Regions from separate parts of the Homo sapiens genome. Here region 1 is linked to region 2. A link is an interaction called in ENCODE POLR2A ChIA-PET data of the cell type or tissue named here. Cell type or tissue: A673. All regions are shown on one strand. Each heading gives the region's core, and the rest is flanking DNA. Links, peaks and the distances in the headings are about the cores only. Region 1 overlaps DELEC1 (deleted in esophageal cancer 1). Region 2 has its middle 280 kb from the start of DELEC1.

Evidence for each region. Peaks named below come from ENCODE experiments on the same cell type or tissue, not always from the same donor. Only the 100,000 strongest peaks of a DNase experiment are listed, where the experiment ranks them.
Region 1: POLR2A ChIA-PET joins it to region 2 with 11 read pairs; 2 of 35 experiments call an interaction of 5 or more read pairs at or near these places.

What each region holds. Positions count from the first base shown.
Region 1 is chr9:115,214,512-115,229,034 of GRCh38, forward strand. All of the region lies in intron 1 of DELEC1 (deleted in esophageal cancer 1), which reads left to right. Among named protein-coding and RNA genes, the nearest start is that of DELEC1, 80 kb to the left of the region's middle. In A673, for the core only: no CTCF peak of the experiment used is centred there; DNase peaks (open chromatin) are centred at 3,290, 5,950 and 9,190; H3K27ac peaks cover 1,677 bases.
Region 2 is chr9:115,415,255-115,431,656 of GRCh38, forward strand. No RefSeq gene overlaps it. Among named protein-coding and RNA genes, the nearest start is that of DELEC1, 280 kb to the left of the region's middle. In A673, for the core only: no CTCF peak of the experiment used is centred there; no DNase peak of the experiment used is centred there.

The DNA.
Region 1 (14,523 bases), core at 1,330-9,329, 200 kb before region 2:
CACAGATCTTCACAAAAGTCCTGAAAGTGAGGGGTATAGAATGATCCCCCTTTATAGTTGAGGAAGCTGAGTTTCAGAGAGGGGAGGTAAATTAGCCAAGATTGCACAGCTAGAGAGCAGCGGAGTTGCCATTGGAACTCAGATCTAGTTATCTTTAAGTGCAAATCTCCAACCAAATCTTCAATTCAAGACTTAAAAGGTGACCTGCTTGTCAGCTACAGTGTTTGTATGCCTCAAAGGTTTCCCACATCTCTTTTTTCCGTGGTTAGCTACTAGACACCTTATTTCAGATCTGGGGCAGTTTGGGATGGCAAGTCTGTGCACAAATCAAGCTGAAGTCCAGTTGGATGTCTCCTGAACAATTAGTAGTTTTGCACCGATTTATTAATAAGCCAAATAGTACTGTCGACTCCACCCTCCAAACTCGCCCCTCCTCTCTTTTCTATCCCCTTCCCACCAAGATGTTTTATTTATTTTTTTTCAGAAGTTGGTGTTAGCAGCTGGTCAAGTCCTAAATACAAAATCATCCTTTCCACAACCATGTTTCCCATCCAATCCATGATAAAATTATCCAATTTTCATTGCCAAAATGCACCTTGACTCTGTCCCTTTTTCTCCATCTTTATGGCCACCACCTTAGTTCAGGCCACCAATCCTGAGCCTTAGGTTATTATATCTGCCTCACAGCTGCTGACTCTCCTTCCACTCTTGCTTCTCTCATTCATCATATGCAATGAACACAAGAGCAGGTGTTTTTGCATACACCCATTTTTTTGTGTGCTTAACCTCTCAAGGCATTTTGATGCATTTACAAAATCCTGAAGCCTTAACGGGACCATAGGCTCGGCTTGATCTAGCCCTTGGCAACCTTGACAAACTTATTTGTGCCCATTTCACACTTGCTTATTTTATTCTATTCCAGAAGCTGCTGTGTAGAGAGAAAGCTGCTGCTGCTGCTTTTTTTTTTTTTTTTTTTTTTTTGAGATGGAGTCTCATTCTGTCACCAAGGCTGCAGTAGTGCAGTGACACAGTCTTGGCTCACTGCAATCTCTGCCTCCTGGGTTAAAGTGATTCTCCTGCCTCAGTCTTCCAAGTAGCTGGGATTACAGGCACGTGCCGCCATGCCCAGCTAATTTTTGTATTTTTAGTAGAGATGGGGTTTTGCCATGTTGGCCAGGCTGGTCTTGAGTTCCCGACCTTAGGTGATCTGCCTGCCTTGGCCTCCCAAAATGCTGGGATTACAGGCATGAGCCACCACAGGTAGCCAAGAGAGGTAGCTTCTTGAGAGTAAAACACACCAAGAAGAAAGTAGAGCTTGGATGCTATGAGAGCGTGAACACTGGCGATATTGTTTGAGGCCCTGAGTGCATTTATGCCTTAAGTGCTGCATTGAGTTATTGAGCCAATATATCTTTTCCTCTGTGTTTTTTTAAATCAAAATCAAGTTGATTTGAGTTTATTGTCACTTGCAACAAAATATTACTGGATTTCCACAAATTCACAATCAGTTGGGGAAAAGTCGATATGTGAACAGGTAAACACTGAAAATAGATGGTTTGTATGATACAGGTGAACACGAGGGCCTTTAACCAGTGTGGGTGTTGAGGTGGGGGAAAGTGTCCACTTCCCTCCAGGAGACAATATCTGGTCTGAATCTTGAAATATACTTAGCAGTTGTCATGATGTATCTATCAAACAGAGGATGGCAGAGAGACATTCCAGGGAGAAGAGAAGGCATGAGTCAAGGCATGGCGTGAAATGGGATGATAGTTTCTGGGAACTACAAGTCACTCATACTAGCTTTAATGCAGCCTGGATGGTGAAGGCAAAGGGAGAGATGCTACAGAGAAAGGCACAGGCCATACTGTGAAGTGTCCAATAGTTTGTCCTAACAAGATAATGTTATCCTGGGAATTTTGAGAGAGCATTGAGAAATTAATTTTTCCACTTTAAAAATGAACATTCTAATCCTTCCCCAGCCTATGTACCATAAAAGATGATGGTGAAGGTCTCTTAGTAAAATGTCTGTGAAAATGCTTTGAACCAGGTATAAATTGGCTAATTATACTATGGAAAACAGAAACTGGAATATGTTTGATGTCTTCTAGTTTCCAGGCCCTGGACAAGGAGAGAGAATCTGATATGGTTTGACTGTGTCCCCACCCAAATCTCTTCTTGAATTGTAGATCCCACAATTCCCATGTGTTATGGGAGGGATCTGGTGAGAAGTAATTGATTCATGGGGGCCGGTCTTTCCCATGCTGTTCCTGTGTTAGTGAATAAGTCTTATGAAATCTGATGGTTTTATAAAGGGGAGTTTACCTGCATAACTTCCCTTCTCTTGTCTGCTGCCATGTGAGACTTGCTTTTCACCTCCTTCCATGATTGTGAGGCCTCCCCAGCCACGTGGAACTGTGAGTCCATTAAAACTCTTTCTTTTGTAAATTGCACAGTCTCGGTTATATCTTTATCAGAAGCGTGAAACGGACTAATACGGACTCAACACAGAAAGGAGAAGTTGAGAGGATGTGTAGGTGGGTTTTGTGTCCCATGAGATTTCAGTTCCTGGCAGTGAAGACCTCAATGGTGGGGCACCCTTGGAAGTTGGGCCACATCCTTATAGTGAGAGGAGAAAACACTGCTTGTGTAGTTAGCCTATTTCACAACTGACCAGAGTAGGGCCTGCTCCCTACCCTTCTGTGCCTCCCCGTTGCATCCCAATAACATGATCCCAAAGTAGTGTTTCTGATTCTTAAGTTCAAACAACTTCAGTGGTCAGGAACTTTGTTCCCAGAAACTGTTTCCCCACGTCCCTTCTTATATTACTTCCTGTATGTGTTAACACTCTCCCCACCCAACCCTCGGTCATTATATAGTTGAACAAAGCCAAGAGTATGCCACAGTGGCAGGTTCGCACATAGTCAGCCCCAGCTTCAGTGTGGGGACATGATTGAATTCTCGGCGGCTTTGAAGCCTGGAAAGCAGGGTTGTAATTGACAATGCACCAGGACAAGCATTTGTTCTCATGGGGGGTCTCCCATCCGTGAGATCAAGAATCCTAAAGCCACATTTTTGGCATCAGCCTCCCTGGACCATTCAGTATGACCACTAAGTGTTAGATTGACTCTGGGCTGATTGCTTCTGCTATTTAGTGAGTTGAGATGATGAGCCTGAGCTCTGAGATGTTGCAATATGAGTCTGCCCAAATAAAACCACTTAGGATTGTCACAGGAAACAAAATAATGTGCCTCTTCAGTTTAAGGGACAACTTGGCTACATTTGGAATTTAAAGAGTCTCTCTTCCTTTTCTCAGTCAAGGGTACAAAGTGTGTTAAAGTAATATGAGATGCTTTGGCTAAGTATTCAATTATCTCATTCATTTACTTAACAGTTATTGAGAACCTGTTCTGTGTCAGAAATGGTGCTAGGACTTAGATAAGCTGAATAAGACACTGCCCTGCCCTCCCAAAACTTGCCATCCAACAGTGGTGTTGAGCAGTGGTGCTCACTCTCAACTAGAAGATGAAGGATTCCATTTCCTTTCCAGCTCTGCCACAGTGCTGGGAATACTTGACTGTAAGGGGAGAGCTTTCTGTTTACAAGCATTCTATTTCAGCAAACAGGGGAGTATCTTATAATCAAGGCATTATAAGTCCTGCAGATTTAAACTTAATCTCTCAATTGCTTTATTTTTAATGCCACAAATATTATTCAGAAAAAATATATGAACCCATTAAAAATCAGTGCAAGGTCTGGATATATAAAGAGGCCACCTGGCTGGGTGCAGTGGCTCAGGCCTGTAATCCCAGCACTTTAGGATGCCGAGGCGAGTGGATCATGAGGTCAGGAGTTTGAGGCCAGCCTGGCCAACATGGTGAAACCCCATCTCTACTAAAGACACAAAAAATTAGCCGGGCGTGGTGGTGGGCACCTGTAAAGAATCATTTGAACCTGAGAGGCGGAGGTTGCAGTGAGCCGAGATTGCGCCATTGCACTCTAGCCTGGGCAACAGGGTAAGACTCTGTCTCAAAAAAAAAAAAAAAAAAAAAAAAAAGAGGCCACCTGACCAAATGTTAAGGGAGGAGGCAAAAATATTTATTAAATTTTGTAATTATTCCTGATAGACTGCGTTGCAGAATTCAAGAATATATATGTCTACAAAATGAATTAAGCACACACAATGTTCAGTTGTTAGGCAAATTGGTATTTGTGGCTTGCCGATTAACAAAGAACTAGACCTCAAACAAATCAGATGCATCCAAAGTACTGGAGCTCTGCAAAGCTGTTAGATGACTTATAATGGCTGGAATCTGATATCAGAAGTTTGTATAAAATAGATTCATGAAAACTAAGAGTTGGAAGAAAATGCAATTATATTGCATTAATTGAAAATGCAATTAATATTTCTAATTTTATGACTTTTAATATGTGGTAATTTGATAAATATCATAAGTGGACATTTTATTATTTCATCCACATTTCTAATGTTTAACTATATAGGTTAAACAAAGAGACAAACAACTTGTTGTCTTGTGCTCGGGCACCCGTGGTAGGTGGCTGATATAGCTGGTTGGTTTTCACAAATGTAATTCCATCTCTGAATCTTGGTGCCTTCATCTAGGAAATGAAAGTGATGAAGTGCCTGCTTCCTCTCTCATTTTCAATCATGGTGCTGTTCAAGGCAGTATGCTATGGAAAATTGTACATCTACACATTGGCTTTGAGTTTATTTAATAGCATAAATATTATTCAGAGAAAATACATGAAACCATTAAAAATCAACCTTAGGGCTGGATATATAAAAAGGCATGTTTCCCCATTTTATTCCTGGCTCATTGAGTTGGAAAGCCTCCTTAAACAAACAGACCTCCAGAACTCAGCAAGGCCTGCCCCTGCTCCCAGATTCTAAATGCAAAAAATGAAGAATATTTTCTTTCTCCCATTTGTTGTATAGATTTAGAATTTAGAAGACATCTCAGAAGGAAGAAAATGATGGGTGGCATTCTGATAACATTATCTCCTCACTGATGTTTTGTTCTTGCTGCTGTTCATATGGAACACAGTAGTAAGTGTTGTGTGAGGAATGCAATTACGTTTAAAAAAGGAGGTGTAAGAAGCTATTATAGTTTTGAAACACATAAAGGTGTCTAAACTCACTTTTCTCTGAGTTGTGTTGATCTGCCACATTAGCCGTCCCCATGGATTGGACCATCCTATGTGGTCCATGAAATCTCCCAAGATATTTCCTGTCAAATGGCCTCTGCCACTGCTATATTTATTTATCTTATTCTACGAGACTAAAAACATAGTTCAGCTATTTAGGTGGGCTCTGACTAGCTATTACAGTCTACATATAACATGATTAGATACATCTGTGGAAAGGAACGCATGGTGAGAAAATGTTTTATTTTCTCTAATTAATGTATAGTCTTCAGAACAGAACTTTGGGTGTTCTGGATTTGTGTTTGGCCCATAGCTGCTGCTTTTCACTGGAGCAGGAAAATAATGTTTAATAGCTTTGTTTAAAGGTTTTCGCTTGTTCCAAACTTGTTGCTGTAGAGTCTATCTCAATCTGTGTGTATTTAAGAAAAAAGGGGAAACAGGCTGGAAGCAAAATTGTGTTCTGGTCTCCACCCAAAACACCCCCTATTTTTTTTCTTTTTTTTTTTTTGCAAACCATGAAAGCCTTTTAAAAGCTGCTTTGATTAGCTTCCACATCACTCCCCGCAACATAGAGTGAGATGCTGGTTTGTGGCCTAGGATGAGAGAAAGGGGAGCCGGGACTCTCACGGGACAGCTTGGCCACTTGAGTCTTCCAAACCCAATAGGCTTTACTTAAATCAGAGATGCACTGGAAGGAGACCAGGGGCCTTTTGAGCTCTTTACCCATCACTAATTCTGGCTCCAGCTGTACTCCGACTCGGGTGATGAAAGAGACTGAAAGCAGCAGGACTCAGCAAGCATTCTGGACTGGATCTATTCAGGCTGCGTTTACTCACTTTGCATTATGGGGTTTCCATGGCAACAGGCACATGTTTCAGCATGTTACATGTAAAGGGGATGTACCTGACAGTCTTCCTGGTCAGGAAAATCGGATCATGTGCCGCTTCTTCCCTGGTTGTCTAAATGGGCTCTACCATGAGTCAGTCTCCCTTCCTTCCATATGATACCCACAGAGAAAGATGCTGGAAGTCAGCGTCCAAGATCCTGAAACAACCATGGATCCCAGTGGAGACATCTGAGAATAGAGTCTGCTCCAAAGACAGCTGGCATGGTTGCAATACATCAGAAACTGAGGCTGAGTCTCCTTCCCTGCTCTTACTTGGCTCCTGGCCTTGGCTGGGCTTTGAGGGCCATGAAATGAAAATATTTTCTGGATATTGGCCATTGTGATTGTGTTCCAAGGACTGTGATCCATGAGGGAGCTGGTACCAAAGAAAACTCCATGCGTGAGCCTGGGATATTCCTCCCCTGCGATGTCTGTCTATTGCTCATATGACCAACCTGAGAGCTGAGTGTTTACAGTTTATAGGATCATGGAGTCATATTCAAAGTCAATCTGGTTTAGTATATTAGAGTATGAAAAAACATCCACTCTCTTTTTCTTCCATTTGCATTGACCATAGTCCATAAAATAGGACCCCGCATCATCTAAGAAGTTTTAGAAAGAAAGTATTGGTTCTAGCTGGGTGTGGTGGCTCACGCCTGTAATCCCAGCACTTTGGGAGGCTGAGATGGGCAGATTGCCTGAGCTCAGGAGTTCGAGACCAGACTGGGCAACATGGTGAAACCCTGTCTCTACTAAAATCCAAAAAAAATCAGCCAGGCATGGTGGTGCCTGCCTGTAATACCAGCTACTTGGGAGGCTGAGGCAGAAGAACCGCTTGAACCCAGGAGGTGGAGGTTGCAGTGAGCTGAGATTGTGCCATTGCATTCCAGCTTGGAAAACAAGAGTGAAACTCCTTCTCAGAAAAAAAAAAAAAAAAAAAAAAGAGAAAGCATTGGTTCTTTCTAGACTTCTCTTTTACTCATCCCCACAGGAGAAAGTTAGACTTCTCTGATAGTGACAAGAGTCTGATTTTCATCTGTGCTCATTTCTCTGAGGGTTGGAGAGAGTATGCTGAAGACTGTGTGACATGTGTCTCTCTTGACTTTGTATGTGTCTTTGTGCCTATCTTTCATACTAGACTGCACTTTTCATTTCTTTCTTTATGTAGTTCAGGAATATCATTTATGGATAGTTATAATAATTGAGAGTTTAAAAACCAGTAGCCCTGAAAACAGATCTGATCCAATGATGCATTTTTGTCTCACTCATAGAGTGATTGTAAGGTTTTGCTTTGAATATTAAACTTTATTGAGAAACTTTATAATAAAATCCTGAATTTTAAATTTATCTTGGAAGATCTGGCAACATGAGGTCTGCAGTAATTAGCAGGAAATGAGTGCAGGCTGCTACCCTGGGTGAGGGGCTCTCTGGTTTGCCAGACTGCCTTCTGTGCCCACATCATACATCTACCATCCTGGCCACTCCAGTGCACGCTGGAGTATGTGATTCCAAGAACAAGAGGATGTGTGGGTGACACTAAGCGAGATAATTCCTGATTCTCTGTTGAAAGAGGTTTGTATGTTAAGTTTGTGTGATGTATGACCTGTCCTTTTGGGTGGTTTTTGAAGGCTGTACAGGAAGCCAGGTTGCCCATAAGGCTGGCTAGGGTAATGCATAAGCTGCAAAACCAGCTTCCCCAAGTCAAGATGCTGAGGTCTCATTATAACACCAGATGTCTAGGCACTGCAGAGACGGCAGACAGGAGGGAGAGGGCAGCTTCACCTGGGAAGAACAGGGAGAATGGTACTGAGTTGGGCTCTTGAGTGTGAATGGGATTTCACCAGGCACAGACAGAGGAGAGGAAGCTTTCAGAGCAGAAGGATCAAGAGGTGAAAAAAAAGCAACTATGAAGCACATGAAACTCAAAAGACTATAAATGCTTTGGTATGCCTAAAATGTAGGATGTGTGATAGGGACCTGGGAGAGATGAGGCAGGTAACAAAAAGTCCTTTTCTGTCAATGGAAAACTACTGAAGGTTATTTTTTAATCACTTACTAATTACATCAGTGATGCACAATTACACTCTCTTTGAAAGGTCTAAAACATTATAGATAAACTTCTTCTTGACATCTACCTCCTAATCCTTATCACCTCTTTGTCTACCTAGAGTAGAGTTTCTCAGCCTCGGTACTGTTGGCATTTGGGGATGGGTAATTCTTTGCTGGAGGTCTCTCTCCTGTGCATTGCAGGATGTTTAGTAGCATCCCTGGCCTCCATCACTAAATGCCAGTAGTACCACCCACCCCCATGATCCACACACAGTTTCCATAGCCAAGAATGTTTGTAGATATTGGCAAATTTCCGGGGGGGCAAAATTTTCCCAAGTTGAGAACCACTGACCTAGCAGGAACTAGTGTTATCCATTTATTGATAACATGGGACCTATGTTTACATTTACCTGTAGATATATTTACTAAGGAAAGTGCTCTCTTTTCTTGTTCACATAGTTACTGTTATTCTATATGTATCTCTTAACTTGCTTATTCTCAAGCCCATGTATTTGGGATATCTAAAAATGCTAGTGCCTAGGAAGCTGTCGGGTTTTGTTTTATTTTTGAAATGTGGCATAGTATTCTGTGTAGGGATATATAACCATGTATTTATCTACATCCATGTTGTTGAACCTTTAGCTTGTTTGCTTCTTTCATTTTTCTTTTTTTTGTATTTCAAATAACTTTGCAATTAATGTCCTAATACATATTTCCTTATGTTGCATACAGAAGTTTGCATCAGGAATATGGGGTAGACTTGCTGTTATTCATCTTCAAAATGACTAAACCATTAACTAGATTCTTTGTGCTTCTCAGAGAAATGCTTCTTTCCTATTGAAAACAACCCTAAAGGGAAAGGAAAAAAGGGGGACAAAGAAGAGAAGGGCAGAGGAGAGAGTGGGAGCAAAGAAAACAAAAAGGGGTTTACCAGCCACTCCACTGATTCAAACTACAGTGTTGCTGAGCATTGGTTCAGAAAAAAAAGTTGAATAGCGCAACAGGGTATTTCAGATGTCAAAGGAGACATCCTGGCACAACAGGAGGGAGGGAGAAGGATGAAGCTTCCAAATTTGTTTCCCAAAGCTTCTCAAGACATTGCCCCCCACCCTCTGATTTGACGCAAAGCCAAAACCAGCTGCCTTCAACATTCTTTATCCCAAAGAAATGTGTCCCTTTAATTCCCTCTTAAGCCATTTATGTGAGACATAATTTATGTTCTGAAAAAAAAAATCATATACTTTCCACGGACCCCTACTTCCTGGGCTGATAGATCAGCACAGGGCTTAACTCTTTGATGGGAAATTAATAAATTACATCGCCCTTGTTCACCTCACTGCATTAGCAGGTGTTTGTATCTGTCAACCTTCCCCATGGTCTATCCATGGGGAGGAGACCCAGAGGTTTTGGGATTAATCAGCTCTGATCTGGAGGAAGATGAAACTGAAGCATCCTGTTATGGATGGGTCCTTGACAGGCATTCTGCCACCCAACCTGCAAGATCTGGCTTCCCCTGTGAAGTATTTTAACCTCCTTGCTCCCCTGATTCAATTCCCTGATGCTTCATCTCCTATATACTTGACTGTCCCTAAGGTCAAGACTGCAATGCCTTAAGGGCATGATGATGTCTAAAGCAGCCCCTTGCTCCTGACTGTGCTATGTTGCATTCAATTTATCTAAGTAAGTCACAAAGTCAGCCCAAACTCAAAAGATAGAGGAGCCACAAAGTCAAATAACAAAAGAGACTGGATACAGGGAGGAAATTATAGCAGTTATTTTTATAAACTATCTACACGAGGCAATTTATGAAGTTTATAAATTCATATACTCTGTGACCAACAATTTCAGTTTTCTTTTTCTGAGAAATAAGTACATATGTGTTAAGACATTCATTGCAATTTTATTTACAGTATCAAAACAACAACCACCTCACAAATAAACTAAAGTTTCAATAATATAGTTGTAGATAAACAGAATATATCCAAACTACAGAATACTATACCATATATATATATTTTTAAATGGCAGCTTCCTATATACTAGCATGTTTAGACATCCTATGTGAAGTAAGCAAATTACAAATTGGTACATATAACTAAGTATGTGAAAAAGGAAAAAAAGAACATTTTCTATTGCTAAATTTACCTACCAGTTAATACACAGAAATAGGTGCATGAGCATCTGTAGAAAATGGATAATACTAGTTATCACTAAATCTGTGATTCTCTACTGGGAGTGATTCTGCCATCAAGGAGCATTTGGCAATGTTCGAAGAAATTTTTGGTTTTGACACCCCGGGGGAGGGAATGGTGTGGCTGGCATCTAGTGGGTGGAGGCCAGGGATGTTGTTAAACATTTTACAATGTGCAGAGATGCTCCCCACAGCCAACCATTATCCAGTCCAAATTGCTAATCATGCTGATGTTGAGAATGACTGCCTTATATTCATAAGATGTGCTGAGCTCCAGACATCTGGAGTATCCATTGTACATTTCCAGTTGAATGCTCAATAAGTAAGACAAACTTAACCTGTATAAAACACTCCTTTAATGTCTACACCCCTGAACTTGCCCCTCCTCCACCCTGCCATCTTACCTGGCCACTCACCTGCCTCACTTCCCACATTGACTCCGTCAAAGGACCTGTTGGCTCTACCTTCAAACCATAACCTGACTGTTTCTTACTCCCTTCGGTTACTTTCCTATCACCTAAGTCAGGCCACCTTTGTATCTTCCCTAAGCCACAGAAAGGGGATAGGGAGGATGAGGAAGGCTGGCACCATGTGGCCAGGAAAACCACTGTTTAGAGAACGAACTGATCTCAGTAAAGTGTAGTCTCTGAGGGAGTGTTGGTGAGAATTGGAATATGGAAATCTGCCCTTTTTTGGTAATAGAAGAAAATGCTAAATTAGAAGGGGAAAAAAGCTTCACTCATGAAAACAGCCCACTGATTTTCAGGGAGGCTGTCCAAGCTGGGTTTGCATGTGGTAATCAGACATTGTGAGTGGGATTTAGTCAGAGGGCACAGTAGCCCTTTGTCAGGGTGGCTACATGGCCCACAGTTTGCCATGGCAACAGGAGACTGCCCAGTGTTCTTAGGGAGGAGAAGAGTGAAAATGGTGCTTCTGGGTGAGTAGAATGGGGAGCCTGTGAGGTTTGGGGCTGGCGGTTGCAATCTCAGCCATTTGTGGAATTGAAGTGAATAGCTGATCAAGTTCAATAAGCCCTGGAGTTTGAATCAGAGAGACCAGTTTCAACACATCCTAACTGTCTGACCTTATTAAACATTTGAGGGTCTCAGTTTATTTATCTGTAAAATGGGTTTAACAACCCTGGCTGTCAGGGCTCTTATTAAGACCAGTACTTTCTTCCCGCGGTGACACCATCCTGTGCAGTCTGTTAAGAAGGCTTCTTGAGCTCATATGCACTTGGCAGGACTTGGGATCAGGTACTGCCACAGTGGGATTTAGAGGGCAGCAGAATTTCATGTTCTCATTGTAAAAACAAGGTCGCTATTTACTGCCTTAGAGACTTCCTTAACATCGCCACAGCAAGTAACCTAAGGGACCAGTCCCAAAAGGGTGGCTAAATTAGAATTACCCACCTTTACATAAAAGACCAGGAAATCAATCCCTCCAATCTTACATTCCCATTTTAATCAATTGCTACAATAAATAGAGAACATCAGCCATTCATTATCACCTAGATTCATCGCTAGGTGGCTCTGTGTAGCTCCTAAATTGAACTATTTTCATTCGTTCCTCATCTCCCCAATTTTTTCACTCTGTCCTCTCAAATTCATCATCTCTCATCTATATCCTCAAATTCTTCCTTTGATGCTTCTCTTTATCTTTCTTTTCCAAAGGGAAAAATGGTAGACCAGAGGCTCTAAGGCATACTGCAGCCCTCACAAATGGTAGGTTTTCCTTCCACATCTCTAGTTCCCTAAGGTAGGCATTTTCTTTACTATTTCCCAACAATTCTCTCCTTTCTCAAAAATTAATAACTGCATTGAAAAGCATACCATCAGGCTATTCTTCCCACTTTTGTTTTGGTCATCAGCCATCTCCCAAGTTGCTTCTCCAGATGGATTGAACAGTCCAGCTCCTACATTACTGCCTTTCTTTTCAAGACTACTTCTGTCATTATAGTGACCTCTTAAACATCTACTCACGTAGTTTAACCTTGAACTTTGTCATTGCTGGTAATTGTGCGTTTTCAAGATTTTGATTTCAAGCTTTCTACCTCTGACCATCTCCTTTTGTTACACAGGAATTTTGTTTGCTTAGGAACATTGTAGGATAAAAACGCAATGTTGCTGAAGATCTCACTTTAAATATAAGACAAACATCTGAAATGTACCCTCATCATCTTCAGGCATTTCCTCTACATTTCCCCAAGTAATCCCTGCTCCAATTTTCTAGCATGACTTTGTCACATTTTATCCTCTGTTTTCAAACTCCCATACCCTTATCCCACCTCTCACCCTCATGGGTGGCCTCTACAGTGACAAATTCAATGATCAATTTTTTTTATTTTCACTTATTCAACCTCTAAGGACCACTTGGTCCTATTAATCATAGATTTCTTTTTGAAACACTTTCTTAATTTTGTTATAGGGACAGCACTCCTTCCTCATTCTCTCCTGGCATATTAGTCAGGATTCTCTAGAGGGACACAACTAACAGAATATATGTATATATGAAAGGGAATTTATTAGAAGAATTGACTCACATAATCACAAGTTAAAGTCCCATGATAGGGTGTCTGCAAGTTGAGGAGAAAGGAAGCCAGTGGTGGATCTGTCCCAAGACCTCAAAAGTAGGGAAGCCAAAGGTGCAGCCTTCATTCTGTGGCCAAAGGCCTGAGAGCCCTTGGCAAACCAGTGGTGTAAGTCCAAGAGTCCAAAAGCTGAAGAACTTGGAGTCTGATGTTCAAGGGCAGGAAGCATCTAGCATGAGAGAAAGATGAAGGCTGGAAGATCCAGCAAGTCTGCTCTTCCATCTTCTCCTGTCTGCTTTGTTCTAGCCACACTAGCAGTTAATTAGGTGGTGCCCACCCAGATTGAGGGTGGTTCTGCCTCTCCCAGTCCACTGACTCAAATGTTAATCTCCTTTGGCAACACCTCACAGACATACCCAGGAACAATACTTTGCATCCTTCAATCCAATGAAGTTGACACTCAGTATTAACCATCACACCTGGTATTCCAGTATTTCCTATTTCCTTCTAAATCTCCTTTCCTGGTCTTTTGTCTTCTGCTTGAGCACTGAGTCATAGAGTTTCCAAGGGTTTGATCCTCCTCTCCCATTGTTTTCCATTCCTTTTCCTCTTTGCTTTCTTCTCTTCTCTCTGGTTTCTTAGGTATTCCCAACCAGTCCCCTGACTTGAAATATTACCTATATGTTGCTGAGCCCCAGATTTATTCTCTAGCATGGGTGTCTTCTCTGAGCACCACACCTGTATCTATATCTCCTTTTCATCCCACTTGGATGTCTATAAGAGGTTGATCTACACACAACAGACCTCCAGATTTCTACCACCCCAAACTTACTTCTTCTCCAGTTTTCCCCTTAATAGGACATGTTCAACTGATAATCTGGTTGCTCACTTTCTTCACTTTGCATATCCACTCCATGGATAAGACCCATCAGCTCTCTCTTTGCACCATATCCAGAGCTATCTTCTTTCACTCTCCTATCACCCCAAGTCAAGCCATTTTTATATAATCCTTAAACCACAGACATTTTCTCCCAAATTGATATCTTCTTCTTACTTCCCTGTGGTCTTCTCACCAGTGTCCTAAGAGTAATCCTTTGAAAAGATAAATCAAGTCATAATACTGCTCTCTTAGCCCTTTAATAGAATTCCTTCAAAAGTGGGATAGAATCCCAAGCCATGGTCACATCTTGTAAGCCCCTAAACAGCATCTGACCTGGTCCCTCTTTCTGAGCTTACCTTCTGCCACTCTCTCCTTGCCTTCTCTGCTCTAGACATGCAGACTTTCTTGCTGTTACTCAAATATGCCAAACTCACCCCCATCCCTGAACTTTATCGTTCTTTCTGTTGGAACATTCATTTACAGACCTTCACATGGCTAATTCCCTTGCTTCATTAAAGTCTTTGCTCCTATATTAATCCTCAGAGATTATTTCCTTGACCAACTCATAAAACATAAGACTCCTCACCTCCCCAGCCTTCATCACTTTGTGAGCCCTGATTCGATTTCATTTTTCTTCATTACACCCTCAGTCTGTCACCCTTTCCTTATTAGAATACAGTCTCCATTAGAGCAGAGACCTTGGTTTTTGTTAAGAGTGATATACTCAGTGCCTAGATCAGTGCCTGACACATTAATTGTCCCCCCAACCCCAATAATTGCTGAAGAATGAATGAATGAGTGAGTGCTATTTTTAAGATCAAAGG
Region 2 (16,402 bases), core at 4,067-12,066:
CACATATTAGCTACTTGAAGCAAAGCTTGCTTTTCTATACTCCCAACACATCAAGGCTAACCCAATTTCCTTCTCTTAACAGTGAGTAAATTAAGGCTCAGACAGGGAGAGTAACCTGTACAAGATCGCACAGGAATGGAAAAGCAATTCAGAGCCAGAATTCAGGTCTCTTCCAATGGTACCTGTTGATGATCATGAAAAGCACGTTGTCAAACTTCCTGATGCCCCAATTCTGCAGAGCAGCTGGGTGGAAGTGGTTCTTACTGGCACAGCCCTTCAGCCAAACCAGATCAGACTTCCAAAGAACAGCTTGTAGGAGTGTCCACAGTCAGTGGCCATTAACACGGCATTTTCACACTTCCTGGTGCCTGGCCTGCACCGGCAGGTCTGCTTCCTTTTGGTCAGTTTCACTGGCAGACACAGTAAGTAATCTGTGTACCCTTTGAAGGCCTTTCCCCTAGGGCCTTGTTAGCCTAGGCTCTTGGAGCCTTGGCTGAGACTGTCCTTTCCATATTCTGCTGACCTGAAGTCATCTGGTGCAAATGGAAACAGAGGAGCTGGCTCTCTGGAAATGAGTCTTACAAAAACAAGTTGCTTTCTTTTCAAACTGTGAATTCCATTAACCAACTGGAATGGCCTTTATGTATTTGGCATCAGATATAGACTTGCCCTCCTTTTGCCCCTTCAGAATTTTGGAGATAATAATGTTCTACCCTTGGGCATTTCCAGAGCCAACCTGGAGGGAACATTTTAGCATGGATTTCCCAGCTGGTTGTTTTCTTTTTTAGAAAGTGCATCTTTTTTTTTTTTTTTTTGCCAGAGTCTTACTCTGTCACCTAGGCTGGAGTGCAGTGGTGTGATCTCGGCTCACTGCAACCTCCGCCTCCTGGGTTCAAGCAATTCTCCTGCCTCACCCTACTGAGTAGCTGGGACTACAGGCGCACACCACCACACCTGGCTGATTTTTTTTGTATTTTAGTAGAGATGGGGTTTCACCGTGTTGCCCAGGCTGGTCTTAAACTCCTGAACTCAGGCAATCTGCCCGTCTTGGCCTCCCAAAGTGCTAGGATTACAGGCGTGAGCCACTGCGCCCAGCCACAAAGTGCATCTTTTTAATTGCTGGTCTGCATTGATATGCTTGAGAATGCACAACTGAGTTACCACCCCTTCTTGCCTCTCTTCTGATTCTAGAGGGAAACTCTGTGATAGCCTCATCTATTGCCAAACAGATCAGAGTATGAGCATTCTCAAAGCTAGAAGGCCCTTCAGCAGCACCTGGGTAAATCTTTAATCTTTATGAATGAGCATGAAAGTCTGAAAAGGGAAGAACTTTGACCAAGCATACCCAATATTAGAATTGGGACTAAACCCAGGTTTTCTGGCTCCTGATGTAGATCTCAGAACTTCAAGGCATTTTCAAGCAACAAACAAGAACAAAAAAGGGCCTCAAACATTGATAATATTGATAAAAAATTTTCTATCAGTTTATCTTTCAAATTCCCTCTTCATTCCCTCTCTTGCTTCCTTTGTTTATTCATTTGTTTACTCTTAATTCTTCATCTGTGTTTCTTTTGCCTCAAATTCTTTTCTACTCCCTTCAATTTGTCCTTCAAACGCAGGTCTGTGAAGTTCAGTGAAGTTTTTTTCATGTCCTGGGACAAATAGTTCCAAACCTAACTGTGTCTAAATTATTGGAGAACTTTTTTGAAGGAAGAAATCCCCGTACTTAATGTGTGAAAATTCACAAACAAGAGGCCTAGAGTAGGTGCAGAAATTTGCATTTTTGAGAAGCACACCAGATTATTTGGGTGCATTAAGTAAAACAAAACAAGTTTTGGTACAACTGTTCTACATTTTTCCTTTGGAGTATGAGGGGTTAGCACATATATCTCTTAAGAATGAGCTTACTATAAGAAGTCTGGTTAATTCATACCTCAAGAGCCCATCTTGTCCAAAGTAAAATCTCTACTTTCATTTATATCTCAAATCCTGTAGGTGTTTTGGGACAGAAAGAAAAAGTCTGAAAAAAGATCTAGAAATAGGTAATGGCTATTCACATTGTCCTAAAATTAGACCTCACATTTTTCTAAAATGGCTCTCTCCAACTGGAGTTTTAGGTTTATAAAGATTGAAATTTAATCTGTTTTTCACCTCTGTATCCTCAGCACCCAGAACTATGACCAGCAGATGACTTGGGACTTAGTTGTTGAATGAATGGGTGAGTGAATGAGTGAGTGAGTTAATGCCTTCCCTGCTGGTCTGTGAGCAACTTGAGTGGAGAGATGAATCTTGTGTAGCCCTAAGACCCCAGAACCCATCATCAGAGCACATGGCACAGATCAGGTGCCAATATGTTTTACATTGAATTACATCCATTCCTCTAAGATCATTAAAATAGCAGCAGGATTTAATTGGAAACATACCACTCAGTAGGAATACATTTCCATTTTCATTTTCTTACTGTTTTTATGCCAGATATAACTTGCTTTCCAAATTGTAGATATAGTGTAAGTGTACTTTCTTTAGCTCAGATTTTAATATATAAACAAAGGCTTCTAGAATGCTAATTTTGTGGCACATCAGAAGTGTCATTAAGAATGATATAACAAATGAAGAGAGAATTAAATACCTGGCTACTACAGGAAAAAAAAAGGACAAGTTGCTTGTGATAGTCTAGAATGGTAAGTTGTAAAAGTTATTTGTCACTTTGGGAGGCTGAGGAAGACAGATCACCTGAGGTCAGGAGTTCAAGACCAGCCTGGCCAACATGGTGAAACCTCTTCTCTACCAAAAATACAAAAATTAGTTGGGCTTGGTGGTGGGCACCTATAATCCCAGCTACTTGGGAGGCTGAGGCAGGAGAATCACTTGAAGCTGGGAGGCGGCAGTTGTGGTGAGCTAAGATCACACCACTGCACTCCAGCCTGGGTGACAAGAGCAAAACTTAGTCTCAAAAAAAATAAAAGTTATTTGTCTTATCACCCAACTAAGAAATAGAAATTTGAAATATTTACATAAAAAGAGAGTGAAAGGAAAGGAGAAAAAACACTTATTGAATCTATTCTGAGTAAGGAGAACACAGAGTGATGCTTTCCAAAGAGTAATGTAAAGTTAGTCATCAGAGAATGACCAGGAATCCTGAGCTTAATGTCTGACCAATTGAAAGTACATTTTATCTCATTGTGGTTTTGATTTGCATTTCTCTGATGGCCAGTGATGGTGAGCATTTTTTCATGTGTTTTTTGGCTGCATAAATATCTTCTTTTGAGAAGTGTCTGTTCATGTCCTTCGCCCACTTTTTGATGGGGTAGTTTGTTTTTTTCTTGTAAATTTGTTTGACTCATTGTAGATTCTGGATATTAGCCCTTTGTCAGATGAGTAGGTTGTGAAAATTTTCTCCCATTTTGTAGGTTGCCTGTTCACTCTGATGTTTCTTTTGCTGTGCAGAAGCTCTTTAGTTTAATTCGATCCCATTTGTCAATTTTGGCTTTTGTTGCCATTGCTTTTGGTGTTTTAGACATGAAGTCCTTGCCCATGCCTATGTCCTGAATGGTAATGCCTAGGTTTTCTTCTAGGGTTTTTATGGTTTAAGGTCTAACGTTTAAGTCTTTAATCCATCTTGAATTAATTTTTGTATAAGGTGTAAGGAAGGGATCCAGTTTCAGCTTTCTACATAGGGCTAGCCAGTTTTCCCAGCACCATTTATTAAATAGGGAATCCTTTCCCCATTGCTTGTTTTTCTCAGGTTTGTCAAAGATCAGATAGTTGTAGATATGCGGCGTTATTTCTGAGGACTCTGTTCTGTTCCATTGATCTATATCTCTGTTTTGGTACCAGTACCATGCTGTTTTGGTTACTGTAGCCTTGTAGTATAGTTTGAAGTCAGGTAGTGTGATGCCTCCAGCTTTGTTCTTTTGGCTTAGGATTGACTTGGTGATGCGGGCTCTTTTTTGGTTCCATGTGAACTTTAAAGTAGTTTTTTCCAATTCTGTGAAGAAAGTCATTGGTAGCTTGATGGGTATGGCACTGAATCTATAAATTACCTTGGGCAGTATGGCCATTTTCACAATATTGATTCTTCCTACCCATGAGCATGGAATGTTCTTCCATTTGCTTGTATCTTCTTTTATTTCTTTGAGCAGTGGTTTGTAGTTCTCCTTGAAGAGGTCCTTCACAGCCCTTGTAGTTGGATTCCTAATTTTATTCTCTTTGAAGCAATTGTGAATGGGAGTTCACTCATGATTTGACTCTCTGTATGTCTGTTATTGGTGTATAAGAATGCTTGTGATTTTTGTACTTGATTTTGTATCCTGAGACTGTGCTGAAGTTGCTTATATAGCATCTTACACCAGTTAGAATGGCAATCATTAAAAAGTAAAAAGTCAGGAAACAACAGGTGCTGGAGAGGATGTGGAGAAATAGGAACACTTTTACACTGTTGGTGGGACTGTAAACTAGTTCAACCATTGTGGAAGTCAGTGTGGCAATTCCTCAGGGATCTAGAACTAGAAATACCATTTGACCCAGCCATCCCATTACTGGGTCTATACCCAAAGGACTATAAATCATGCTGCTATAAAGACACATGCACACATATGTTTATTGCGGCACTATTCACAATAGCAAAGACTTGGAACCAACCCAAATGTCCAACAATGATAGACTGGATTGAGAAAATGTGACACATATACACCATGGAATACTACGCAGCCATAAAAAATGATGAGTTCATGTCCTTTGTAGGGACGTGGATGAAATTGGAAATCATCATTCTCAGTAAACTATCGCAAGGACAAAAAACCAAACACCACATGTTCTCACTCATAGGTGGGAATTGAAAAATGAGAACATATGGACACAGGAAGGGGAACATCACACTCTGGGTACTGTTGTGGGGTGGGGAGAGGGGGGAGGGATAGCATTAGGAGATATACCTAATGCTAAATGACGAGTTAATGGGTGCAGCACACCAGCATGGCACATGTATACATATGTAACTAACCTGCACATTGTGCACATGTACCCTAAAACTTAAAGTATAATAATAATAATAAAAAAAGAAAGTACATTTTAATAGTTATCTCATGTGATTTTCAAAGGTTGAATTTGACCTAAAGAAGGTGGTTTGGTGAAAAAGAAATGCCTTTTTGAGACATAAGGAGACTTCAGTCACACAATTGGCTCCTACAACTGCAAGGGAAGGAGTTAGGTAAATTGAATTATTCGTCTTAATTTTTCATTCCCCTGTAACAACATTAACCATGCACACTCTTGCTTTGGCTTTGTGGTAATAAAATGTATTCCCCACCCTGTGACTTTTGGGGTGGCTGTTGATTTTCCATGTCAGTAGGATGTGAGCAGGCATGATGCAAACAGATGAGAAATGTGCCTGCTCTCTTGGATTTGCTATCTCCCGCTTCTGCCATCACCACGTGCACATAGCCTGGGTGCCCACTCCCCTGTAAACCTGGGCTGCAGAGTAAGACATCAAGAGCAGAGCTGGACCAGACCTACATCTTGAAGCTAAGCCAAGCAGAGCCTTCTAGAGCCCAATGGATGCAAGAAGATGTGCCTGAAACTCTCCAGAAAAGGCCTCTGTCTTAAGAGAAAAGTGATACCTCATTATACATATTCATGCATGTAAGATATCCTAATCTCAAGATAAAATAGGCTTCCATCTTTACTCATTCATTAATTTAGTCATTCATTAATTCAGTCATTCAACAAATAATTACTAAGCACCAACTATGATACTATCTAAACTGGTGGTTCTTAATTCTCTGAAACTATATGTCAAGGTTGATGTATTGGTGCATTTTTCTGTGGAAGGGATTTATGAATTTACCCATTTACTCAAATGAGTCCTTTTACAATTTTATTTTATGTTAAATTAACAGATAATAATTTTATCTGTTTATGGGATACAATGTAATGTTTCTATATGTCTATACATTGTGGGGTAAATATTCAAAAACCTGCGGGTAAAAGACCCTATCAGCCAAGAATATTATACCCAGCAACTTTTTCTTTCAAAAATTAAGAGGTGATAAAGATTTTCTCAGGGAAACAATAGCTGAGAGAGTTCATCAACACTAGGCCTGCCTTACAAGAGATGTTATTGGGAGTTCTAAGATGAAGGAGGACTTCAATTAGTAACATGAAAACATATGAAAGTAAAATCCTCATTGGTAAAAGTACACTATGAAATTTGTAACAAATCTAATGCTGTAATGATGATGGGTAAATCAATTATATCTCTAGTATAAAGATTAAAAGGCAAAATGAGGCCAGGCATGATGGCTTATGCCTGTAATCCCAGCACTTTGGGTGGCCGAGGCGGGTGGATCATGAGGTCAGGAGTTTGAGACCAACCTGGCCAGCATAGTGAAACCCCATCTCTACTAAAAATACAAAAATTAGCCGGATGTGGTGGCAGGTGCCAGTAATCCCAGCTACTCAGGAGGCTGAGTCAGGAGAATGACTTGAAACTGGAAGGCGGAGGTTGCAGTGAGCTGAGATCATGTCACGGCACCCCAGCCTGGGTGAAAGAGCGAAACTCCATCTCAAAAAAAAAAGCAAAACAATTTAAAACAAACTTCCAATAATCTTTTAAATGGGCTTGTAAGCTGCATCCAAATGAGTAAGTAAGAGATCCTGGTAAAAGAGTTCACTTGGGGTTTGATTTATTTGCCATAAAAGGTTAATTTTTAACTAATATTTTATGTTATCTGCTGGCTTATGACTGCAGACTAAAAAACATTTCTGTTCAAATCATTTGACTATTGCTAGAAGGACGGACCAGTAGGGTTGAATTTTAATATTATAATTACTAAATGAATGCACTATTCATTTGTAATGATCACCCATATAATGAGCAATTAACACAGTAACAACATAAACCTTGTACACTAAAATTATGATAACATACTAAATGTTTATAAATACTATCTTAAATTTTAACTATTGCCCTAATAATTTTGTAATTAGGGTTCTAATATCTTTCTGTTAGCACCCTAACAATTTGCGTTTTCATAACACTTTTTCCTGTTAAACTAGTCTAGGCCCCCAATAGTTGCTTTATGGCTATTTTTTTTCTTAAATAACATGATTTTAACATCCTGTACCATTCTGATTTCTCTTTGGTGCATTTCCTAATTTGTCACTGATTCTCTTAAATACATCGATCAAAATTGACAAGACTTCAAGTGCAATAAAATGTTTATCTCCTACTACTGATGAATTGTGTTCCCCACAGAATTTATATGTTGAAGCTCTAACCCCCACTGTTACAGTATTTATAGATTAGGCCTTTGGGAGATAATTAGATTTAGATGAGGTCATAAGAGTGGGGAATAATTTAGTGCTCTTATAAGAAGAGACACCAGAGAACTTGCTCATTCTCTCTCACAATCATATGAAAACACAGTGGGAAGGTGCAAGAAAGGAAAAAAGCCCTCATCATCAACTGACTATGTTGGCATCTCAGACTTCCAGCCTCCAAAACCTTAAGAAAATAAATTTCTGTTGTTTTAGCCACCCAGTTTTTTGTTATGGCAGCCTGAGCAGTCTAAGACACCTCCCTTCGCACTTCCCATGCAGTGTCTGGCATAATGCTTGGCTTCCATGGAGTGATTGATAGACTTGTCCTTAGGATGCCAGCCTTAGGGGACCATTCTTAGTTTGCCCAGAATCGACATAAACTGATGGGCCTAGGAGGCCCCTCAACTGCATGCCAGATTCTCCCACTGTTGGTCTGGATTTCTGGGTTTCCAGTGCCTGCCTACCCATTCCAGCCTTGGGGAGCCAACAGCTTCTTGGGGAAGACATCACATTCATGAATAATATGACAAGCATCTGAGTTGGCAGCAAGGGGTGGCAGAATTTTCTTAGGGTTGAGGCCAAGGCTGACAGATTTCCTGCTTTCATTCAGCTCCTAGAGGCCCAACAAATTCACGTGGCCATGTCTGGTGCTCCGGGACTCACGGTGGGAAGACTTAGAGAAAGCTGGGTAATATTCTCCTCTGCAGCTGCTGGATATCCTCCACAGTTTATTCATTCTTACAACTCCCTCATGAAGGACTGATGAATACCTGCTGACACACAGTAGTGCTGCCCGCAAGAACAGTAGAGCAGCGTAAGTGAGTCTCTTCAATTTCCTCACCCCAAAAATGAGGGCAATGGTAATAAAAATATTGCTCAAGATTTCCAACAGTAAATCTCTCAGGCCATGTAATTAGAGCTACCATCACTAGGCACTGTTCTAAGAACTCTTGACATACTGTTTCTTATGAAGCCTACAGTGCTATCAGCAAGACGGTCATGCTCATTTTACAGGTGAAGAAACTGAGGATAGGAGGATTTATTGACTTGCATGAGTTCACAAAGCTAGTTAGTGTAAAATTTCTTTCCCAGTGCTTGATGCATAGCAAACACTCAATCTGCATGTATGAATCTATAAAAGTACCAGATTTTGGTTTTTAATTCAAGTTGACTACAAAGCCTATGTTTCTAACCATTGCATCGTATTGCTTAACTGTAAACTATAGAGCGCTGTTCATCTGTAATGAGCATTTGGTCATTGGTTCTGATTCCAAAACTGATCACCCTATGAGTCAAATCCCAGCGGACCTTCTGAACTTTATATCCTATCTATTTATATATTTTGTGAGTTACAGATCTGGGGCAGGCTTCTGTGTGGGGCAAAAGTAAAAGAAATATTAGTGCTGACACTATGTTTGAGAATATTATCCCACAGAAGAGGGAGGAGAGTAGGAAAAAATAAAATTCAATGAAAAAGCTTAATAATAGCCTGTCTAGCCTGCTCTTATGCTGCTATAAGGAAATACCCAAGACTGGGTAATTTGTTAAAAAAAAAAAAAGGTTTAATTGACTCATAGTTCAGTGTGGCTGGGGAGGGAGGCCTCAGGAAACTTACAATCATGGCACAAGGCAAAGGGGAAATAAGGCACTTTCTTCACAAGGCAGCAGGAAGAAGTGCTGAGTGAAGGTGGTGAGATCCCCTTATAAAACCATCAGATCTCATGAGAACTCACTCACTATCACAATAACAACATGGGGGAAACTGCCCCCATGATTCAATTACCTCCACCTGGTCTCTCCCTTGAAATGTGGGGATTATGGGAATTACAACTTAAGACGAGATTTGGGTGGGGACTAATCATAAAATTCCGCCCCTGGCACCTCCCAAATAACATGTCCCTTTTACATTTCAAAACCAATCATGCCTTCCCAACAGTCCCCCAAAGTCTTAATTCATTTCAGCATTAACTAAAAACTCCATGTCTAAAGTATCCTCTGAGACAAGTCCCTTCCTCCTATGAGCCTGTAAAATCAAAATCAAGTTAGTTACTTTCTAGATACAATGGGGGTACAGGCATTGGGTAAATACAATAATTCCAAATCGGCCAACATGAAGGTGCTGCAGGCCTCATGCAAGTCTAAAATCCAGCAGGGCAGTCAAATCTTAAAGCTCCAAAATGATCTCCTTTGACTTCATGTCTCACATCCAGGTCACACTGATGCAAAAGGTGGGCTCCCACAGCTTTGCACAGCTCCATCCCGTGGCTTTGCTCGAAGCTGCTGTCACAAGTTGGCATTTAGTGTCTGCAGCTTTTCCAGGTGCACAGTGCAAGCTGTCAGTGGATCTACCCTTCTGGGGTCTGGAGGACTGTTGCCTTCTTCTCACAGCTCCAGCAGGGAGTGCCCTAGTGGGGACTCTGTGTGGGGGCTTCAACCCCACATTTCCCTTCTGCACTGCCCTAGCAGAGGATCTCCATGAGTGCTCCAACCCTGCAGCCAACTTCTGCCTGGATATCTAGGCATTTCCATACATCCTCTGAAATCTAGGTGGAGGCTCCTATACCTCAATTCTTAACCTCTGTGCACCCACAGTCCCAAAACCATGTGTAAGCTGCCAAGACTTGGGGCTTGTACCCTCTGAAACAATGTCCTGAGCTGTATGTTGGCCCCTTTTAGCCAAGGCTGGGACACAGGGCACCAAGTCCTGAGACTGCACAAAGCAACAAGGTGCTGGGTATAGCTGGAGAAACTGTTTTTGCTTCCTAGGCCTCTGGGCCTCTGATGGGAGGGGCTGCCATGAAGACCTCTGACATGCCCTGTGGAAACGTTTTCCCCGTTATCTTGGTGATTAACATTTGTCTTCCCATTATTCAAATTTCTGTAGCCAGCTTGAATTTCTTCCCAGAAAATGGGTTTTTCTTTTTCATCAAGCCATTAGGCTGCCAATTTTTCACTTTTATGTTCTGCTTCCCTTTTAGACGTAAGTTCCAATTTTAAACAATCTCTCTGTGAATGCATAAAACTGAATGCTTTTAAGAGTACCCAGGTCACATGTTGAATGCTTTGCTATAATACTTAAAAAATTTCTTCTGCCAAATATCATAAACATGTCTCTCAAGTTCAAAGTTTCTCAGATTTCTAAGGCAGGGGCAAAATGCCACCAGTGTCTTTGCTAAAAGATAGCAAGAGTCACCTTTGCTCCAGTTCCCATGAACTTCCTCATCTCCATCTGAGACTATCTTAACCTGGACTTTATTGCCCATATCATTATCAGCAGTTAGGTCAAAGTCATTCAAAAAGTCTCTAGGAAGTTCCAAACTTTCCCACATCTTCCTGTCTTCTGAGCACTCAAACTGTTCCAACTTCTGCCCATTACCCAGTTCAAAAGTTGCTTCCACATTCTCAGGTATCTTATAGCAATGCTCTACTACCTCAGTACGAATTTACTGTATTAATCCGTTTTTACATTGCTATAAAAAATACCCAAGACTGGGTAATTTATAAAGGAAAGAGGTTTAATTGACTCACAGTTCAGCATGGCTGGGGAGGCCTCAGGACACTTACAATCATGGCAGAAGGTGAAGAGGAAGCAAGGCACCTTCTTCACAAGGTGGCAGGAAGGAGAAGTGCTGAGCAAAGGTGGGAAGAGCTCCTTATAAAACCATTAGATCTCGTGAGAACTCACTATCATGAGAACAGCTTGGGGGAAACCACTCCCATGATTCAATTACCTCCACCTGCTCTCTCCATTGTCACATGGAGATTAAGAAGATTACAATTCAGGATGACATTTGGGTGGGGACACAAAGACTAATTATAGCCACTTATTTAATGTTTATCTGTGGCAGACATTTTGTTAAATATTTCATAGACAGTATCATTTTATCTTCATATGACCTCATGAAATAGGGACCTTTACTATCTCTCTGTCACAGATGAAGAATATGAGAATATTTATTTAATGATTACTTCATGCAAGTCCTTGATGTTCCCTGACTTGTGAGACAAAATTTAGCAAAGTCATCAGCATGGTAAAGAGGCTGTGTCAGGCCTCAGGGAGCTCTGAGTTCAGATCCCTTCTGCCAGTGAGTCCTGATGAATCAGAAAAAAGGGGTTGTCATCTCATTTCTAAATCTCAGTTACCTCACATGTGAAAATGGGGATATATATTGTACAGTAATATGTGAGATAGCTGACACGGTTTGGCTGTGTTCCCACCCAAATCTCATCTTGAATTATAGCTCCCATAATCGCCACATGTTGTGGGAGGGATCCAGTGGGAGGTAATTTAATCATAAGGGCAGGTTTTTCTTGTGTTGTTCTCATGATAGTGAATATGTCTCATGAAACCTGATGGTTTATAATGCACAGTTCCCTTGCACATGCTCTCTTCCCTGATGCCATGTAAGACATGCCTCTGCTCCTCCTTCATTTTCTGCCATGATTGTGAGGCCTCCCTGGCCATGTGGAACTGTGAGCCCATTAAACCTCTTTTTCTTTATAAATTACCCAGTCTCTAGTATTTCTTTATAGCAGTATGAAAATGTACTAATACAGTAGCTGTAAGGCTTAAATTAGTCAGTAAAGTGCAATTTGTCTGCTTGATAAAGGATAGCTGCTAACATTATTATGTATATATATAATAAAAACAAACCAAAAAAACTAAGCCAATAGATTCCAAGTTCAGGTGTGAGTTTCAGACAGAGAATGTTTTCAGAGTAAGGAGAAGCCACTGACTTCCAGCTTGGAGGTGAGGGAAGAGCTGTGATCATCACCATTCAGAAAATCAAGATCAAGTCATTATAGAGTCTCTATTCTGTTCAGACCCTAGGCTAATTAGGGGGCACACAAAGAAATGAATGAGACCATGTCTCCCTTCCTAAAGTGCACACAATCGGATGATAATATCCACATGAAATCCTGGTATCTTTTTTTTTTTTTTCTGAAAAGTTTGTTTGTTTTAATACAATTGAACATTTCATTTTTCCCCCCACAGTAATCAAAGCAAACATTTTATCATTATTATTCTTGGTATATCAAAGTAAATTCCAGGAATGTAAGAAAGTCTGACTTGGAAATATTACATAGAAAAAGGCTGAATTAACACATTACATTTTTTAGTTTTTCCTTGTAAGTATACATTGACATCTACTTATCTGATAGCAGCACTGCTGGTTTTGAGTGAGTTTTGTTTTGTTTTGTTTCCTTCCAGAGGGAATGCAGTATGCCAGTATTTTCTTTGGAACAAATTAAGAAGATAGTAACAAATAACAGAAGAAATACTTCTACACATATATTTTCCATGGGCAATAAATAGATAAGTATATAATTATGAAAAAATAAGCCTCAACTATGCTTTTTAAAATTTCTCAAGGTTTACTGGATTGTTTTTCTTTTTTTTTGTTTATTTATTTATTTATTATTATTATACTTTAAGTTTTAGGGTACATGTGCACAATGTGCAGGTTAGTTACATATGTATACATGTGCCATGCTGGTGCACTGCACCCACTAACTCATCATCTAGCATTAGGTATATCTCCCAATGCTATCCCTCCCCCCTCCCCCCGCCCCACAACAGTCCCCAGAGTGTGATGTTTCCCTTCCTGTGTCCATGTGTTCTCATTGTTCAATTCCCACTTATGAGTGAGAATATGCGGTGTTTGGTTTTTTGTTCTTGCGATAGTTTACTGAGAATGATGATTTCCAATTTTATCCATGTCCCTACAAAGGACATGAACTCATCATTTTTTATGGCTGCGTAGTATTCCATGGTGTATATGTGCCACATTTTCTCAATCCAGTCTATCATTGTTGGACATTTGGGTTGGTTCCAAGTCTTTGCTATTGTGAATAGTGCCGCAATAAACATACGTGTGCATGTGTCTTTATAGCAGCATGATTTATAGTCCTTTGGGTATAGACCCAGTAATGGGATGGCTGGGTCAAATGGTATTTCTAGTTCTAGATCCCTGAGGAATTGCCACACTGACTTCCACAATGGTTGAACTAGTTTACAGTCCCACCAACAGTGTAAAAGTGTTCCTATTTCTCCACATCCTCTCCAGCACCTGTTGTTTCCTGACTTTTAATGATTGCCATTCTAACTGGTGTGAGATGGTATCTCATTGTGGTTTTGATTTGCATTTCTCTGATGGCCAGTGATGGTGAGCATTTTTTCATGTGTTTCTTGGCTGCATAAATGTCTTCTTTTGAGAAGTGTCTGTTCATGTCCTTCGCCCACTTTTTGATGGGGTTGTTTTTTTCCTGTAAATTTGTTTGTGTTCATTGTAGATTCTGGATATTAGCCCTTTGTCAGATGAGTAGGTTGCCAAAATTTTCTCCCATTTTGTAGGTTGCCTGTTCACTCTGATGGTAGTTTCTTTTGCTGTGCAGAAGCTCTTTAGTTTAATTAGATCCCATTTGTCAATTTTGGCTTCTGTTGCCATTGCTTTTGGTGTTTTAGACATGAAGTCCTTGCCCATGCCTATGTCCTGAATGGTAATGCCTAGGTTTTCTTCTAGGGTTTTTATGGTTTTAGGTCTAACATTTAAGTCTTTAATCCATCTTGAATTAATTTTTATATAAGGTGTAAGGAAGGGATCCAATTTCAGCTTTCTACATAGGGCTAGCCAGTTTTCCCAGCACCATTTATTAAATAGGGAATCCTTTCCCCATTGCTTATTTTTCTCAGGTTTGTCAAAGATCAGAATTCAACAACCCTTCATGCTAAAAACTCTCAATAAATTAGGTATTGATCGGATGTATCTCAAAATAATAAGAGCTATCTATGACACACCCACAGCCAATATCATACTGAATGGGCAAAAACTGGAAGCATTCCCTTTGAATGCTGGCACAAGACAGGGATGCCCTCTCTCACCACTCCTATTCAACATAGTGTTGGAAGTTCTGGCCAGGGGAATTAGGCAGGAGAAGGAAATAAAGGGTATTCAGTTAGGAAAAGACAAGTCAAATTGTCCCTCTTTGCAGATGACATGATTGTATATCTAGAAAACCTCATTGTCTCAGCCCAAAATCTCCTTAAGCTGATAAGCAAATTCAGCAAAGTCTCAGGATCCAAAATCAATGTACAAAAATCACAAGCATTCTTATACACCAACAACGACAAACAGAGAGCCAAATCATGAGTGAACTCCCACTCACAATTGCTTCAAAGAGAATAAAATACCTAGGAATCCAATTTACAAGGGATGTGAAGGACCTCTTCAAGGAGAACTACAAACCACTGCTCAAGGAAATAAAAGAGGATACAAACAAATGGAAGAACATTCCATGCTCATGGGTAGGAAGAATCAATATTGTGAAAATGGCCATACTGCCCAAGGTAATTTACAGATTCAATGCCATCCCTATCAAGCTACCAATGACTTTCTTCACAGAATTGGAAAAAACTACTTTAAAGTTCATATGGAACCAAAAAAGAGCATGCATCACCAAGTCAATCCTAAGCCAAAAGAACAAAGCTGGAGGCATCACACTACCTGACTTCAAACTATACTACAAGGCTACAGTAACCAAAACAGCATGGTACTGGTACCAAAAGAGATATAGATCAATGGAACAGAACAGAGTCCTCAGAAATAACGCCACATATCTACAACTATCTGATCTTTGTTTTTCTTATTAAAATATAATGCACTATCACTACTATCTGTCCTGGGAAAAACAAACCCTGAGGTTTGAGTTTCCTCCTTCAGCCAATAGAGTGATATCAAGAGTAAACTTGGATTGAGGTCAACCTGTTTGAGCCAATAGAGAGTTCTGTAGTATATCTGGTTATTTTACTAATGTATACATATTCTATGTTACAATCAAGATACTCATTAAGTATTTTCTATCAGAGTTGTATATCCCAAACAGGTTCTTAGATGGAAATCCTGGTTTCTTAAGTTTTGATCGACTGCTGGTTTGGAGGGCACAGTAATGTTGCCTCATATATGTTCAGCATCTTTACAGTTTCTACAGTTCTGTCACATGCGTGATTTTGCTCACATGGCTCCCTTTCCAACCTTGTGAGATTCTCTCTCTTCCTTGTGATATCAAGCCACTTAGCAACCATCCAATTCACATAAGTGGGAATTGGCAGAGTTAGGGCCCAAACTCTCATCTGCCTAACCCCAGGTCCAGTGCTCTGTCAGCTCCTAGAATGCAGTGGTGGAAAGAACTGCCTGGGTAGATACAGGAGGGATTTTCAGGAAATGTTCCTTAGAAGAGGGAACAGTGCACCCCAATGTCTCCCACCTGCCACAAATGTGTCCTGGTAGGTGGTGTTGCTGGCTAGTTCTCCATTTCAGTAGCTAGTGAAAATCATTGACCCAAAGAAAAAGTGTTTTTTACTACATTCTATTGCAGATGAAAAGCAAGCATTTTCAAATAAATAATCTTTTTTTAAATGGACTCCAAATAAGGGATATCCTGCCCTGAAACACTGAGACACATCTTAATGGAAATAACATGGGCTTCAGAATCAGAGACATGTTTTTTCTAACATGAGTTCTGACACTTAACAGCTGTGTGACTTTGGACAAACCACTAGGCTACTGAGAACCTCTGTCTTTTCATCTGTAAAATGGGGAAAATAATAACTAGCTGTAGAATTGTGGAGATGATTAACTGTTATAGTGTGTTCAAAGTGTCTAGATCATAGTGAACCCCAAAACATAATAAAATATTACATTTTACATTACTTTTACATTAGTAATTGAATGAACTGCAGTTATAAAAAAGAGTTACTTTCTAGATCCAGTGACTTTGGAAAGTCTTATGATTATGATGCCAGAGGCTTTCAGGCAGTTAGCTTGATTCACAGCTTCAAAAAGTCAGCTGTGTTTGGTGTTAGGAGGGGAGAGTGAACTCATTTCCAGGTCAGGCAAACAAGTATGTAAGAGAGAAGCTAGAGCACTATTCTCAGATCCCCAGATTAGATAAGAATAGTAGAGTAATTGCAAGAAATTCCTGGGGCAACAGGAGATCATTTTAGATGTATGACATTTGTCACAGATGTTTGGGCTTTGTGTATCTAATGAATAGTTGGCCATTTATTTTGCTTCCATATTGG